Linked DNA regions of Mus musculus: region 2 is linked to region 1. A link is a loop called in an ENCODE intact Hi-C map of the cell type or tissue named here. Cell type or tissue: left cerebral cortex. All regions are shown on one strand. Links, peaks and the distances in the headings refer to the core of each region. The heading gives the core; the rest is flanking DNA.

Region 1 (7,818 bases), core at 1,162-6,161:
GGACTAACAGAGGGTGTGACGATATCCACAAGACCTGTACCAGATCAAGCCAGACAGAAAGCTATCATAGAGTGGGGAGGTCAGAAAGCCCTGCCCCCAGCTGAAGAACTATTGGCAACATTGTAAATAAACTGAATGCCACTAAATGTACATTTTAAAGTGGCTACCTGGTAAGCTGCATGCTACATATATTTTTTTCAGGATTAAAAAAAATCATCATCAAATTGTTTTATGGAAAAGATCAGAGCTCAAGAAAAATAGTGGAAAACATTATAGTCAAACACATTAATCCCTCAATTTACAGGAGTCCCTATAATTCAACGAGAAAGACACACGTGAATGTATTCCCAGAAACACAAAACAAATGGCCGACAGACCCCTGAGAATCACTCAAAATTAAAGAAATGCCAACTGAAATAAAGAATGGCTTACATTAAGTTCTGGTGATGTACAAGGCTGGCACAGAATACATCAGTGCGAGTATGCATTGATTGATCCCTTCAGAGGAAGATTTCACAATATTAGAAATTCAAGATGTATGTATATGATGATATACATTCCAATAATATGAAATTACACAATAGATGTTCTCGTGAAAATGTGGATATATAAACAAACACACATTAAGTTATAGAATTCATGAAATGACACTCATCAGCCAGCATAAAATCCCCTGTATCTCTGAAACAATGCTCTTTTGTGGGAGTGCAGGGGTCACTCTGGCAATTTCAGCATGCATCAGGAATAATCTGTGGTTGAAACTTACTAGGGAATCATAGAGTTCAATAGTGAGATCCTGGGTGTGATTTGCACCTGAGTTACAGGCAGTCACAACCTATAGAGGCAGAGGTGGTCACTCCTCCCTGTCATGCCAAGCAAGGTATGTCTATGAGAATAACAGTGGCACAGATGTTATAGGAACAACTAACTACTTTCTGGTTGAATTTAAGGTCTCCACAGGAGGGAACCCATGTTTGGTACTATCATCCAGGAAGAAATGCCTGAGACTTCAGCAAATACAAACCTCAGAGGGGAGGCTTCTGCTATTGTTATGCTAAATAGACGTGATCTGTCCGTTAAATTCTTCCAAACATTTTGCTTATGCATGCAGATTCTGCTGTTTCCAGCTTAGAGTCAAATGGGGCCTTATTTTGACAGTGGGCAGCAGTTATTGCAGAGGTTTCATTTTCTCTCTCTCTCTCTCTCTCTCTCTCTCTGTGTGTGTGTGTGCGCGCGCGCACACGTGTGTGTGTGTGTGTGTGTGTGTGTGTGTGTGTGTGTGTCTGTGTCTGTGTCTGTGTCTGTGTCTCTGCCTCTGTCTCTCTTTCTGTGTGTGTGTGTGTGTGTGTGTGTGTGTGTGTGTGTGTGTAATCCCTCTCCAAGGCTTCAGGGATATCAAGGAACATGATAAAAGACGGTGTAGAAAAAATTAAAGAGTTAGAAGGGAGTAGTTTCCTACACACTGGCCACTCCCACCACTATCATGAAGCAGAGTAGCTGTGAGCATGCTCATGAGCCAGCCTCAGTCTATTCAAATTCTCCTGTGGAGGGAAAGCCTTATAAGGCTCATGGGACCCTCAGCAGACCTTTATAAGATCTTCATGGGGTCATTCCTTTATGAGATCAAATAAGAGATAAACAATTAACTGGAGTAGGACTTTCATCAGTGTACCTGCCCTTAAGTGGCCCAGAGGACTGGCTGCTGGTCTGGTTGCCTTTTGAGTTAACCATGTAAGTTAACCAACCACAGTAAATGCATTGCCTCACAAGCTGGCTTGGACAGTCTTCTTTTGTCTGACGGCACCTTATCTGATACAAGTACATTTTCTTTATGGCTCTCCAGGAAAAGTCAGGGTTCTTTAGTAACAGAGGCCATCATGGAATTAGATGACTACCAGCAGAGTGGAAAACTAGCTTTCAGCATAGACAAAGCCACGGAGGACACAGTCATACTAAGTCCACTGCACAGCAGCTCCATCTGCACGTCCTCTGCAGGTCCAGTCAGACACCCACAGGTACTGGCACTGTCTTCTCCGTACTCCTAGGGCACATTTGAATTATGGGCTCAACGCAATGGCAAAGAAGCTCATGCTAAGAAAGAGCATGGGCTGAGTGGGGACTGAGACTGAAGCCTGCTCACCCAGGAGACGGATTCTACGGAATGCTTTGTTTGGTTGACCTACGTTCCCTGCTGGAACTTGTGGAGGAAACTCAGCATTCTTGAAAGATCTTTGAAGACACAGCTCCAAGATCATTGCCAAAGGTTTCAGTAAGTGTGTGCTATCCCTATATCCTATATCACCACACTGAACCTTCTAGGCTTCCTCTTCTTAGCCCAGAAATGGGTGGCTGGTCTTGCAAATTGGTCCGCTCCTCTTACTTCAGGGCCTACAACATACCATATGCTTGTACCCCATTGGTGAGGTCAATGCCATCAGCTTTATCTTAGGGTAGACCAAAGCCCCTGACCTGGATCTTCATTATGCTCGGATTCTACAGCCTTAGAAGACACACAGCTTCCTGATTGGCCTGTTCTCAGTATTTGAGGCAGTACCAAGTGTCAAACCTGGGCTTGATTAGCTCCAACTTTTAAAAACTTAATGGTTTAGAGAAGAACTAAGTTCCCGTCTTCCCTCCTTCTCTCTTATGCTAAGTGAGAAATGGGTAGAAGTTTGGCTTTGGGAAAGCATGCTAATGAGGGTTGTACAGTTCCATATAATGGGCAGGGGCTGAAGGGAACAACAGAAGGTCACACAGCTTCCTTCTTGTATTGAGGAAGAGGGCTAACACTGGCTTACCCCTCAGCTGCACATTAGCCTTTCCTGATGGATGGAGGCCAAATGCAGCTGTGACGAAAGTGCTATGACAGCATCCTAAGGCCACCCACTCTGGGGTCAGGTCCTCCTGACTTGACTTGTTCCTTTCATAGCTAGTGACTCCTATCAAGCTCTACCTACATTCTTCTGTCCTCTGTCACCTGCTAAAGTCCATGTGGGACTCCCCCAAGAGACCATGGCTTTCTCCCCATGCTTAGGTGGTGTCATGTAGATTGACCAATATAGCCATTGGAACTGACCTTAGAAAACAAGGTCCTGTTGCCTTTGTTGTAAAACTATCGGGCAGAGGCCTGGATGATTGGAAGGTACACCAGGCTCAGCTCATGTGTAAGCATCAGGCCCTCAGACACAGCTAAGCATAACGTCTCCCACATCTACCCGATTCTTCTTGGGCTAATGAAACACATCCTTGTTATTTGGGGAGGGTTCCAGCATGTGCCTTTCAGTGGCCACCTGGTCCCTTTGTGATGTGGAGTCCCAGTACACACTGTCTTGGCCACACAATGCCTAGGAAGTAGCCCCTTCACCAGCTGCAGCTGTGTTTACCCTCAGGATGATTTTTATCCTACTTAGTGAAATGCATGTCACTGTGAATCCACATTTGTCCTGAATATAAATGACTAAAATATTTGCACAGCAATTGAAGCTGAGTGAGCTCTTGCTTGTCTTTATTACCAGGTAGGGAACAAGATATTGTTAGCCAAGGCTACCTGTACCCGAATTCTCTCTCCTGTGCGGCCCGATCAGGTAGCTTTTCTTCAGCCTCAGGTCAGACCCACCAGCTTTTAAGTCCTAATCCCATATCCGTTAGACCTGTGAACTGAGTAAGATCCCCTGCTCTGTGGTCCCTTCCTCTGAAAAGTAGGTACAGAGATCATGGAAGCAGAGATGTAGCCAACCTCTCAGCGATGTCGCCAACCTCATCTGAAGACTGGGAAACACTTAGGATCGCTCAGAGAGGAGACTCCCAGTTTCCTTGCAGTTCACCTAGTGATGGGGGATTGTTCTGTAGCAACCATGTGGCCCTGGATAATGAAAAGTGCCGAAAGAAGAAGGGAGGGGGGATGTTGAAAGACTGGAGATGCCTCCCATGTGCTTTGAAGATGGAGGAAGACACAATGTACAAGGAAGTCAGAGGGCCACCGAAGTTGGAAAAGAGGAGGACTGAGCCTTGGAAAGGACATGCCTTGTCAGCACCCGGGATACTCACATTGGACTTCTGCTCTACTTAAACCCGGTATTTTGTTCTGTTATAAGATAGCTTTTGGTAGCTTGTTACATTGACAACAGCAACTCGTGCTCAAAACCTGTGGCACCACCCTGCAGGGCTGTTTGATTTTCCAGAAACAGATAAGGGAGCCCCTTGATGCATGTATCTCTCTAGCCTCTGCCAAGAGGATGCCTGCTGCCTCTGTCCCATCCGCAGGCCTCATGTTCTCTTCTGCCATTGAGGGGAGAGAGAACAGCAGGAGAGAGGGTTGAGCGACCACTGCCTGGCTCTTCCATCCTTTTCTCTACCTCACGAAGGGCTCAGTGGCCAGGTTTTTAATGCATTTTGATATTGAATGCTGCATTGTACTAGACCTCCCAGTGGAAAGGACCTCCCAGTGCAGGACCAGAATGCATTCTGTGGACAGAGCAGGTGGGCTGCCAGTCCATTAGCCAGATGGCAAAGAGGTTCCTACCACTCCCAGGAAGAGTAGACACTGCCGCTGCTGATTATCACAGAAAGGATTGCACCTCTGCTAGGCTTGATGGGCAGTCTGATGGAGACACGATAGTGAGTGCCTCTGATGGGAGGACTTTACCCTAGAATGTAGCAATGGGTTCTAGTGAAGCCTGTGCTTCTCATTTCACAGTTACTTCAACAGCAAAACTACAGAGCCATAAAACATCTGGATGCATTACAAGGTAATTAGCGGGTAATTTAGATCTTCTCCTGAATCCCTCTGCAAGGCCAGGTGAATGAAAAGGTGGATTCCCTTCTTTAAAAAAAAAAAAAAAATTAAATATTTTCTTTATTTACATTTCAAATGTTATCTCCTTTCCTGCTTTCCCCTCCGAAGACCCCCTACCCTCCTCCCCCCTCCACCTGCTCACCAACCCACCCACTTCTGCTTCCTGGCCCTGGCATTCCCCTATACTGGTGCATAGAGCCTTCATAGGACCAAGGGCCTCTCTTTCCACTGATGGCTGACTAGGCCATCCTCTGCCACATGTGCAGCTGGAGCCATGGGTGGATTCCCTTCTTACATGCTGAATGACAAAGGATAAGAACTTGGGCCATGCCCAGTAAACTGATGCTGAAATCTCCCACTCCCTTGGTTTATATCATGAGTACTCACCATGCGCGCGCACACACACACACACACACACACACTCATGCGTTTATACACATACTCATATACACATGTACATTCATATACATACACACTTGTACAGACATAAATATGTACATTCACATACACAGCCACATATACACACACATATATACACATATTACGCACATATACATACATGCATATATACTTAGACACACATATTGACATAATCACACATAAACATACCTCTCATATGCACACAGAAACAACAGATATACATATGCATACTCATATATACACAAAGCACACACATGCTTACATATATGCATATCATACACACACATACACTCACATACATACATGAATACTTATATAAACATGTACACTCATATATTCATATACACTTCAACACTCATATATACTCTCATATAATCATACCATATACATATACTCACATAAACATAATACACATTCACACACACTTTCCATATATACAAATACATATATGAATATTCAAATGCACATACTATATATTAACACACATATACATTCACACACATAAACATGTACGCTCATATACACACATGTATATTTATGCACATTTATATACTCATACATATAAACACATGCAGGCTCATGTACATTTATACACACTCATATACACTCACAAACATGCACACTTAAACATATACATTCCTCTCATATATACATATTCTCCTTTTCTCCTTTGTCTCTTACACACTCATACTTACACACATAAACATTTCCATACTCACATGCCAAACTCAAACTCTATAATATACACATATTCTTACATCCACATGTACTAACATCTATGTGTTCTCCTCTCTCTCTCTCTCTCTCTCTCTCTCTCTCTCTCTCTCTCCTCTCCCTCTCTCTCTCTCACACACACACACACACACACACACACACCCAGCATGATGCTGGTCAATGTGCCAGACATCGTATGCAGTCCATCCATTCATTTCATTTGCCTCTTGGAAAGAGTGTGGAGCAACAGACCAACTGGAGCACTAGATTGTTCTGTTTAGAATAGAAAGAAGCAATGTATCAATACATTTGAATACTGACTGGGTCACAACCGAAGATAATATAAAATAAAATTTGCTGCTGAACACCACCGCCCTGGAGCCTGTTATACTAGCAAGGTCACATCATCTGTGAACCACAGAGAACCAGCAGCCAGCGAAGATACCACAGTGCTGCTGTGGGCTGGAGACCATTAGCTCTCCTCTCTTGTCATTAATTAATCCTCCAGAATTAATCCTACCTGCTTGTCAGATCTCACAGAGTTAGAGGTCCTTAACTATTTGTCTACTAGAAACTGAAAATGGAAGCCATTTTCATGCCCATAAGAAATCTGTGAAAAGTTGGGCTGGTGAGATGGCTCATGGTTAAGAGCACTGACTGCTCTTCCAAAGGTCCTGAGTTCAAATCCGAGCAACCACATGGTAACTCACAACCATCCGTAATAAGATCTGATGCCCTCTTCTGGTGTGTCTTATATATAATAATAAATAAATCTTTGGGCCAGAGTGAGCAGAGGTCCTGAGTTAAATTCCCAGCAACCACATGAAGGCTCACAACTATCTGTACAGTCGTATACATAAAATAAGTAGATCTTTTTTTTTTTAAAGAAATCTGTGGAAAGTCATGTTTGGTTCTATCCCAGGTCTCTGGGATTTCCAGCCACTGGGTCCTGGCCCTCCAGCAGTGTCAGTGGTGGGTTCCCTCTCATGGCATGGTCTTGGGGTGGTCCAATCATTGGGTGGCCACTCCCATAATTCTGTGCTACCTTTACCCACATCTTGTAGGCAATGCAAACTGCATGGTGAAGGTTATGTGGATAGCTTGGTGTCCTAATCCCTCCACTGGAAGTCTATCAGACACAACTGGCAAAAAGAAAAAAAAAAAAAAACAGGCAATGAAATGATTCCTAATGATATTCTGCTGTACTCGTGGACTGGTGCCTTGCCCAGCTGTCACCAGAGAGGTTTCCTCTAGCAACTTGTAGAAACAGAGACCCAGAGCCAAACATTAGACAGAGCTCAGGGAATCCATTGAAAGAGGGGGTAGGGGAAGGACTGTAAGAGCCAGAGGGGTCAAGGACACCACAAGAAACCCCACAGAATAAACTAACGTGGGTTCATAGGGATTCACAGAGACTTAAACAAAAACCAGAGAGCCTTATCTAGGCCCTCTGCAGATATATTACAGTTGTGTAGCTTGGTCTTCTTGTGGAACTCCTAACAGTGAGAGCAGGAGCTGTCTCTGACTCTTTTGCCTGCTTTTGGGACCCTTTTCCTCCTACTAGGTTGGCTCTCCAGCCTTAGTGCAAGGGGAGGAGCCTCTTCTTACTGCAAAGTGATATGCCATGTTTGGTTAATATCCATAGGAGGACTGCCCTTTCTGAAGAGGAATGGAGGAGAAGTGGCTGGGAGAGGGCAGAAGAGCAGTTCTGGAGGGACTGTGAGGAAAAGAGGGAGTGGAAACTATGGTCAGAATGTAAAATCAAAACAAACAAACAAACAAACAAACAAAAACAAAACAAAAAGAATTATGCGAAAAAAAAAATGCCCACTGCCTGTGATTGACTCTTAAATGTAAGAATGACCTTGTGGGTTCATGCTTTAAAACTG
Region 2 (7,818 bases), core at 1,058-6,057, 770 kb before region 1:
TGTGCAGTCACTCATTACCCCAGGTTGCCAATAGGTCCGGACCTTGCCTTGACCTCTTCTCCAGGCATGTGACCTTCTCACCCTGGCCCAGCCTGCCAGGACATGGCTGTTTACAGCTGCCTTGTGCTTTCTGTATGTGCTGGTTAGCTTTTGTCAAACTGACACAAATCTACACATAAGCCTGGGGAGAGGGAATTGTCAACCGAGGAACTGTCTCTACCAAATGACTTATGAGTGTGTGGTACTGAGTCCTGCCTCTCTGTGGGGTGCCCAGACACTGCTGCAATGGGAGGAGGCAGGGCAAAGTTCGAAACTGGCAGTTCACACTGGTTCCAGGTCTCCTCTCTGGGTACCCAGGTACCTCCAGCATACCACTGAGAGAGGGAGTTAGGAACTGGGGTCCATGGCCTAGCTTTCATCCATGTGCTGGGCAGGAGGGAGAGGGTAGAGCCCAGGATGAGCAAAATCCAGTCTGATTGGAAGCGAGGGCAGAGAGTACCAGAGGGGCTAGAGGGCAGAAAGCCTTCCTCAGGAGTCTTTGTTCTTTGGTCAAAGGCCTTACCCTCCTTCATCCTTAATGAAGCAGCTCTCTGAGACAACCCTTGCTTCTTCACATTGCTTCATTTGATGATGGATGTAAACACATACACTTTATTTGGGGCGAATCGGGGATTATATACCTCTTGTTGGAAGGAATACCCAGGAAGGGAAAGTCACTGACTAAACTATTTAGACACCTCACGAGCATGGAGAAGAACTCCAGTGTTATGCTACACGACTGGGTGCCCACGTTCCTCTCAGTGGGGTGTTGTGGTTATGTGTTCCTGAGCAAGTACAGAGACGGGTAGAGAAGGACTCCACTTCTGCCATCAAATCTCTGAGATTCCTAGGGTTTGAGCTCATTCAACCTTACCGGTTTTTATGCCTGTCTGGTAGAAATGTCCCACATACCCTAAATGAATATGCCTGTGAGGTATTTTCTTGATTGCGATTTGATTGATATGGAAGGGTCCAGCCCACTATGGGCGGTGCTATCTCTAGGCAGGTGGGCCTGCTCTGTATCAGAAAGCCGGATTTTTTTGCTCTATCTAGAACTTCAAGTACTAGACTGAAGAGATAGGGAGAGAGTGAGCAGTCTTCTCTTGTTTGATTTTAGTGGAATTGCTTTAAGTTTCTCTCCATTTAGTTCGATGTTGGCTATTGGCTTGCTGTATATTGCCTTTATTGTATTTAGATTTGTGCCTTGTATCTCTGGTCTCTCCAAGGTTTTTAACATGAAGGGTTGTTGGATCTTGTCAATGGCTTTCTCAGCATCTAATGAGATGATTATGTGTGTTTTTTTTCTTTCAGTTTGTTTATAAGGTGGATTATGTTCATGGATTTTCGTATGTTCAACCATCTCTGCATCCCTGGGATGGAGCCTACTTGATTATGGTGGATGATGTCTTTGATGTGTTCTTGGATTTGATGTGGTTTTTATTGAGTGTTTTTGCATCAATGTTCATAAGGGAAATTGGTCTGAAATTCTCTTTCTTTGTTAAGTTGCGTGGTTTTGGTATCAGGATGACTGTGGCCTCATAGAATGAATGAGTTCAGCAATGTTCTTTCTGTTTCTACCTTGTGGAATAGTTTGAGATGTATGGTATTAGCTCTTTTTGAAAGTCTGGTAGAATTCTGTGCGCTTACCATCTGGCCCTGGGCTTGTTTTGGTTGGGAGACTTTAATGACTTGCTTCTATTTCCATAGGGGTTATAGGTCTAGTTATATAGTTTACCTGACCTTGATTTAACTTTAGTAATTTGTATCTGTGTAGAAAATCATTTGTTTTACTTAGATTTTTTTTTTCCAATTTTGTGGAGTACAGGCTTTTGAAATAAGACCTAATGATTTTTTGAATTTCCTCTGTATCTGTTATGCCTCCCTTTTCATTTCTGATTATGCTTCTTTGGATATTGTCTCTCTGCCTTTTAGCTAGTTTGGCTAAGGGTTTGTCTATCTTGTTGGTTTTCTCAAAGAACCAGCTCTTTGTTTTGTTGATTCTTTGTATGTCTGCAGACAGGAGCGGAGCATAACTGTCCTCAGAGGCTCCACCCAGCAGCCAATGGAAAGAGATGCCGAGGCCCATAGCCAGATGGATGGAGCTTGGTTATGGAAGAGGTGAGGGAAGGATTGAGGGACCCGAACAGGACAGGGATTCCATTGGAAGAGAGTCAACTAACCTGTACCCTTGGGGGCTCCCAGAGAGTGAACCACCAACCAAAGAACTGAGCACGGGCCGGATCTTGCACCTCCCCCACGCATGTAGCAGATGTGTTGCTTGGTCTTCATGGGGTCCCCCAACAACCAGAGCAGGGGCTGTCCCTGAATCTGTTGCCTCCCTGCCTGTGGATCCTGTTCCACCACTAACTGGCCGTGTGTGGGGAGGGGTTGGGGTGGTTGTGATACTCAGAGGGGGGCTCCCCTTCTCAGAGGAGAAGTGGAGGGAGGAATGGGGGAAGGATCTCCATGCGGAGGTACTGTGAGGAGAGGGGGCTTATACTGCAACGCCAAGTGAGTAAATAAATAAATATAACCAAAAACCAAACCAAACCGAAAGCAAAGAAAGCAGGGTGAGTAGGTTAGGATGAACAAGCCAGGACACAGCATCCCTCTGTGGTCTCGGGAACTCAGTGTCTGCCCTGAGATCCCAGCTTTCCACGATGGAGGGCTGTAACCCGTAAGATGTCATAAGCCCTTTCCTCCCCAAGTTACTTTGGCTCAAAGTGTTTATCACAGCAACAGAAAGATGCGTACACTCCATGTACCAGCCGAGGGGACTATGGGAACTTTTGACCCCATCCCCTGACGCTGGGAATTAAACCCACAGTGTTATACATTCTAGACAAGCACTCGACCGTGAGTTACGTTCCTACCTGCCTAGGAATTTTTCGAAATGGTTGTTGGTCCCCAGAGAATGGAAAGAAACGGTGATTTTCAGTCAGTTTTCCCCAAGAGGAGCATCTTGCAAAACTGAAGGTATAGCTCAGTGGTCGGGCATTTGCTCAGTCAGGAATGCAAAGGCCCTGGATTTGATTCCCAGCCCTGCAAATCAAATCGAAACCCGTACGGCAGCGCTACAGCCCTGACCGCTTTGCTCCCTCAGTGCAGTGACTTGTGAGCCTCTCTCAGAGTTGCGGGTTGTCTGTGTGTGGACCACGTGTGTAGCTCATGCGCCTGCGCCTTCACAGTCAACAAGCAGCCTGTTTCCAGAAGCTCCTTGCTCTGTCCCTTAGCACTGAGGACTCTAACCAACCCCACAGGTCAGGACACATTCTCGACTCCCTCCTTGCCCCTCCCAGGCTCCACCCACAGGACTTTCATGATAGTGTCTCCTGAGTGATGGGGTCCTCTGCCTCTGCCCGCTAGCCTGCTTCAGCTTGGCCCAACCCTACCTCTGTTCTCCTCGCACACTCCTGCCCCCTTATGCTGCACCTTGCCTCATAAAGACCTAACTAATCTTCGTCTTCCTCTACCTCTCTTCCTGTTTGTCTCTTTCTCCCCCCACGCGCAATCTATCTTTATCCCTGTTTTCTCTCTCTCCTTATTCGTCCTGTGTATTAGGTCCATCTCTTAGCTCTCTCCATATTGCTGAACAGAGGTCACAGTCCAGATGAGAGTGGCTGCCTTTGAGCCCAATCTACTCCCTGCCATCTCTCTCCTGAGCTGTGTGGGGTCAGGGAGCCATGCCACCCTGGGACAGCGTCACTTAGTGCCAGCTCCAGGACTTTTTGTTGGTTATGGGTTTTTTTTTGTTCTTTTGTTCGTTTGTCCATCTTTCTTTTCTTTTTTCTTTTTCTGGTAATTCGTCCTGGCTTCGAACTCTCTCTCAGTCCCTTTGACCACCTCCCTAGCTGTATCAGGCAGATATGCCATCGCAGACACACCCATCCCTGGCTATCTTTTTAAATCAAGCATAGTGAAACATCTCTCAGCCCAGGTAGCAGAATCAACAGTGGCCAGGGCTAGCTGCTCACTGACCCTTGAGCTGAGCGCATCTTTGGTTACCTTGCGAGAAAGTGAGTAACTGATTTCAGACTTAGCACAAAATAGAAACTGTGAGGAAGTCATCACGTCTTAGAGTTGCGTGCTCTTTGCCAGTAGCTGTTGTGCTTTCTGAGGGGTGCTGATGCCCCCAGGCGATAGGGAAGGGCCGTTCCATCTGGAGGGCTCAGGGCACACCAGATTTGTTGGAGCAGCCTTTAAAGAGGTGCCTGGGAAGACGACGCTCCGATAAAAAGCTCACTGGTTCTTGGTGAAAAGTTGGATTTGCAGCATGTTGAGAAAGCAATTTGGTTTCATTACCTCTAAGTGCCCCGTGCATTACAGATGTAGGTGGTACCCAGAGGCCCCGAGCGGGCTAATGGAAATGCTCTTTTATTGTGGGACATTCCGGAACGCGTTTTCATAAACGTAAATATAAAACTCTTACTATTCCTGAAATACCCTTTCATTTGTAGACACTAGTTCCCGAAGCCCTGGTTCTAATGAAGTGGGGCTACCATGAGACCATGCTTCTGGGGGAGGGGGAGGAGAGGGGGAGAGATGGGAGGGTAGGGGAGAAAGAAGAGACAAGAATCAGGTGCAGCAGCCAGGTCACCAAAAAGGGGAAGGTAACCAGATGTCTGTGTTATATAAGGAAGAGCCTCTGAGGAAAGGGCAGCCCAGCCCCTGGGCTGGAGACTTCAGGGTAAAGGGTACAGGGTGTGCCAGCCATACCCTGTAACAGGTAGATAGGGACTGAGGGATGCTGGGAGAACCTGGAGGCCAGGTCTGCTTTGATGTGTTAAATAAGCACCTCAGCCATTTGTCCTAGGTTTGAAACATAACACAGTGGGGACACCTTGTCCTGTTCTTTATAGGGTCAGGACCCCCAGGAAGGTAAGCGGCATGGGGGAGGAGGAGGAAGAGAGAAACGGGAAGAAGAATCCAAGTAACATCTTCCCGTTGGGAGTTTCACAGATTTATGGGAGGACCCAAGAGTTCTGTTGAGGCCACAGCTGTTGGACGTCAACCATGAAGGCTTCGTCCCCAATCCTGGCTTAATGTGTACTGTCCTACTTCAAAGCAGCCACGGTGTTCTGATGGAAAGGTCTGGCAGTAACGTGTGTGGTCTCCCACGCTGTGTGCTGAGAGACCGCCCGGTGCCCACTGGCTGGGACTGGAAGCTGAATCTCCACACCTCTTCCTGTCTACACACGTGACTGTGTATAGAGCTCTCAGCACAGGCCAGTGCTGCTCTTTCTCAGGCTACCCTAGTGATCTTTGACTGGGATTAGCCCCTGTTTTCTAGATAATGGGGTTAATATTCCCCTACAAGTCTGTCTCCTCCTGGACCCAGGCTGGAAAAGGGACTTGATCTTAGATGTGATCTTGGAGACCCTCCTAGTCGGGCTGGTGTATTTGCAAAGCAGCCATGAAGGTTATGGATGGTCCACTGCCCCATGAACTGGCTGTCACTGAGGGGCAAATCCAGAGTCTTAGAGATGGAGGACAAGGCTGCAGAGTGGAGGAGAACATGTTCCCCCTCTTTTTAGCTGGGAACACGAAGACTTGAGAAGGTAAAGGCACTATTATTGCACTTTTGGGAAGCCTTAGTGCTATTGCCTGTTTCTGTGACAAATGCCCTGATAAAAACTACCTAAGAGGGGCTGGAGAGATGGCCTAGTAGTTAAGCGCACTAACTGCTCTTTCAGAGGTCCTGGTTTCTGATGCCCTCTTCTGGTGTGTCTAAAGATAGCTACAGTGTAGTTATATATATAAAGTTAATAAATCTCTAAAGAAAAAGCTACCTAAGGGAGAAAGGGCTTGTTTGAATCACAGTTCTATGTTATAGCCCACCACTTCAAGAAAGGTGAGGCAGGAGAAACTTGAAGTTGCTGGTTACATTGTATACAGTCAAGAACCTAGAACAATGAATTAGTGCAATTTACTTTGCTTTCTCCATTCTAACACAGTCCCGAATTCCCTTCGCCTCATACAGCAGGCAGATTTTCATATCCTGATTAATGTAATTGCGATAACCCTCTACAGAAATGCCCACAGGTCAGCCTAATCTAGACAGTCCCTCACGGCGACTCTGGATTTTCTTACACTCACATTACATAACCAACTGTCACAGAGCCCAAACTTGAACACACAGGCAGTCATTCCCCATGACTAGTGAACTAGTGCCCTTTGATATGCCAAGAGTCTCAGGAAAAAAAAAACAAGTCTGAGCTTGCCCAATTCTCCAATTCTCTTTGCCCCTGAGAACTGGAACTTACCACTGATTCCCAACTCTGAACCAGTTCTTGATATTTGAGAAGTTCATACTGGTAGCACCCCCCCCCCCCCCCCTGAGGAAGCTCTCATCCGGCAGCCTTTTAAGAGGGGTTCTTGAGAGTCTGAACAGTTCCCTCAGGTTAGCTCAATGCTCTTGTTGCATGATTTATACAAAGAGGATCCACTATTTGAATGTCCTTGCTTTCCTGTAAGCTTCAGGGTTACTTTATCTGGATACCCTTAGAATAAGGTAGATGGAATCGCAAGAGTAAGTCTGAGCTTTCTATGGGGTCTGAAGGGTCTACATGACCCTCCTCAGGCTGGGCTGCCCATGGCCATTGTCACTATAGACCTGAGGACCAGGAAATCAGGAGAGCAGCAGCCCTCTCCTGACCCCATGAGGCTCTGAGTGTGGGACAAGAGGACATAAGCAATCTGCTGTCCCCTCCTGTGGGTGCCCAAGCTCTGCCACCAACGCATAGCTTACTGGTTTAGGATCTTCTCTGTAGGGATTTTACATCTGTCCTTCACAGCTGCATCCTTTGAATTTCTGGGATATAGATGCTATAGCTTGAACCCCCACTCACTGTGTCTTATTTCCTTGTTCATTTTGGCAGCTTTATTTGCGAGAGTATTGGACTGGAAACTGGCCTTGCAGGGAGACTTGCCCTATATGGGGCAACTCTAGTCAAATTTCTGTGTGAGTTTTCCCAGACTTCAGGAAGTGTTCATTTAGGTTCCAAACTCCCTACAGGGCCAGACTTCTGCATATGCACAGGGGACACTTCCCTTGTCTAAAGCCTAGGTTCCCACCTCGTTCCCTGTGTTGAGCAGCCTTGAGGTGCTCTGACCCTGTAACAACTCACTTCTCTCCATAGAGATCTAGAGCTGGGGCACTGATCAGTACCTATGCCAGATGTGGCACCTTCCTGGGTTTTGCCCATTCATATTTCTGTTAATTTCTTGTGAACTCAGATTCACGTTGCATATCCTGCTCTGCACTTCCTGGGCATCCTATTAGGAGATGATTTTATTTTATTTTCCTAGAAGATTTGGTCTGTAGAGTTGGCTTACTTGTTTTTTAGCTCCAACACTGCACTAGGCTTACACCAACCACCCTTGGCTGCTTAGCCAGGCATTTTTCAGGCTGTCTAGTTTCACATCACAGAACTTAGGCCAACTTGTCTTTCCACTTCCAAAATGAGGATCTAGAGGACTAGAGCAGGTGGCTGGAGGGCTGGGGCCCCAGCGCCTGCTGTCCTGCATTCTCTGGCCTGCTGGAGAGAGTTGGGCGGCCAAGATGAGCCTCCAGATGACAGCACCCGCCCTCAAAGGTTGCAGTGAGCTTTTAGCCAGGATGATCCCTGGGCCCCTGCGGCCAGCAGAGGATGGCAGAGTTCCATGTTCTCTGGTGGCAATCTCTCTTGGGAGATGTGGGTGACCCTTTGGTTTGTTTACCTGGGCAACCCGGGGATGCAGCTGAGCTGCTATGGTTTTCTAAGGTTTGCTCCTCAATCT

What was found. Hi-C counts contacts between places; a loop is a spot of excess contacts. Peaks named below come from ENCODE experiments on the same cell type or tissue, not always from the same donor. Only the 100,000 strongest peaks of a DNase experiment are listed, where the experiment ranks them.
Region 2: a loop joins it to region 1, with 2.8 times the contacts of the local background. A loop is called at or near these places in 3 of 42 quality-filtered maps.

The regions. Positions count from the first base shown.
Region 1 is chr7:138,250,116-138,257,933 of GRCm38, forward strand. All of the region lies in intron 7 of Tcerg1l (transcription elongation regulator 1-like), which reads right to left. Among named protein-coding and RNA genes, the nearest start is that of Gm51503, 29 kb to the left of the region's middle. In left cerebral cortex, for the core only: no CTCF peak of the experiment used is centred there; a DNase peak (open chromatin) is centred at 3,359.
Region 2 is chr7:137,480,993-137,488,810 of GRCm38, forward strand. No RefSeq gene overlaps it. Among named protein-coding and RNA genes, the nearest start is that of Glrx3, 47 kb to the left of the region's middle. In left cerebral cortex, for the core only: no CTCF peak of the experiment used is centred there; no DNase peak of the experiment used is centred there.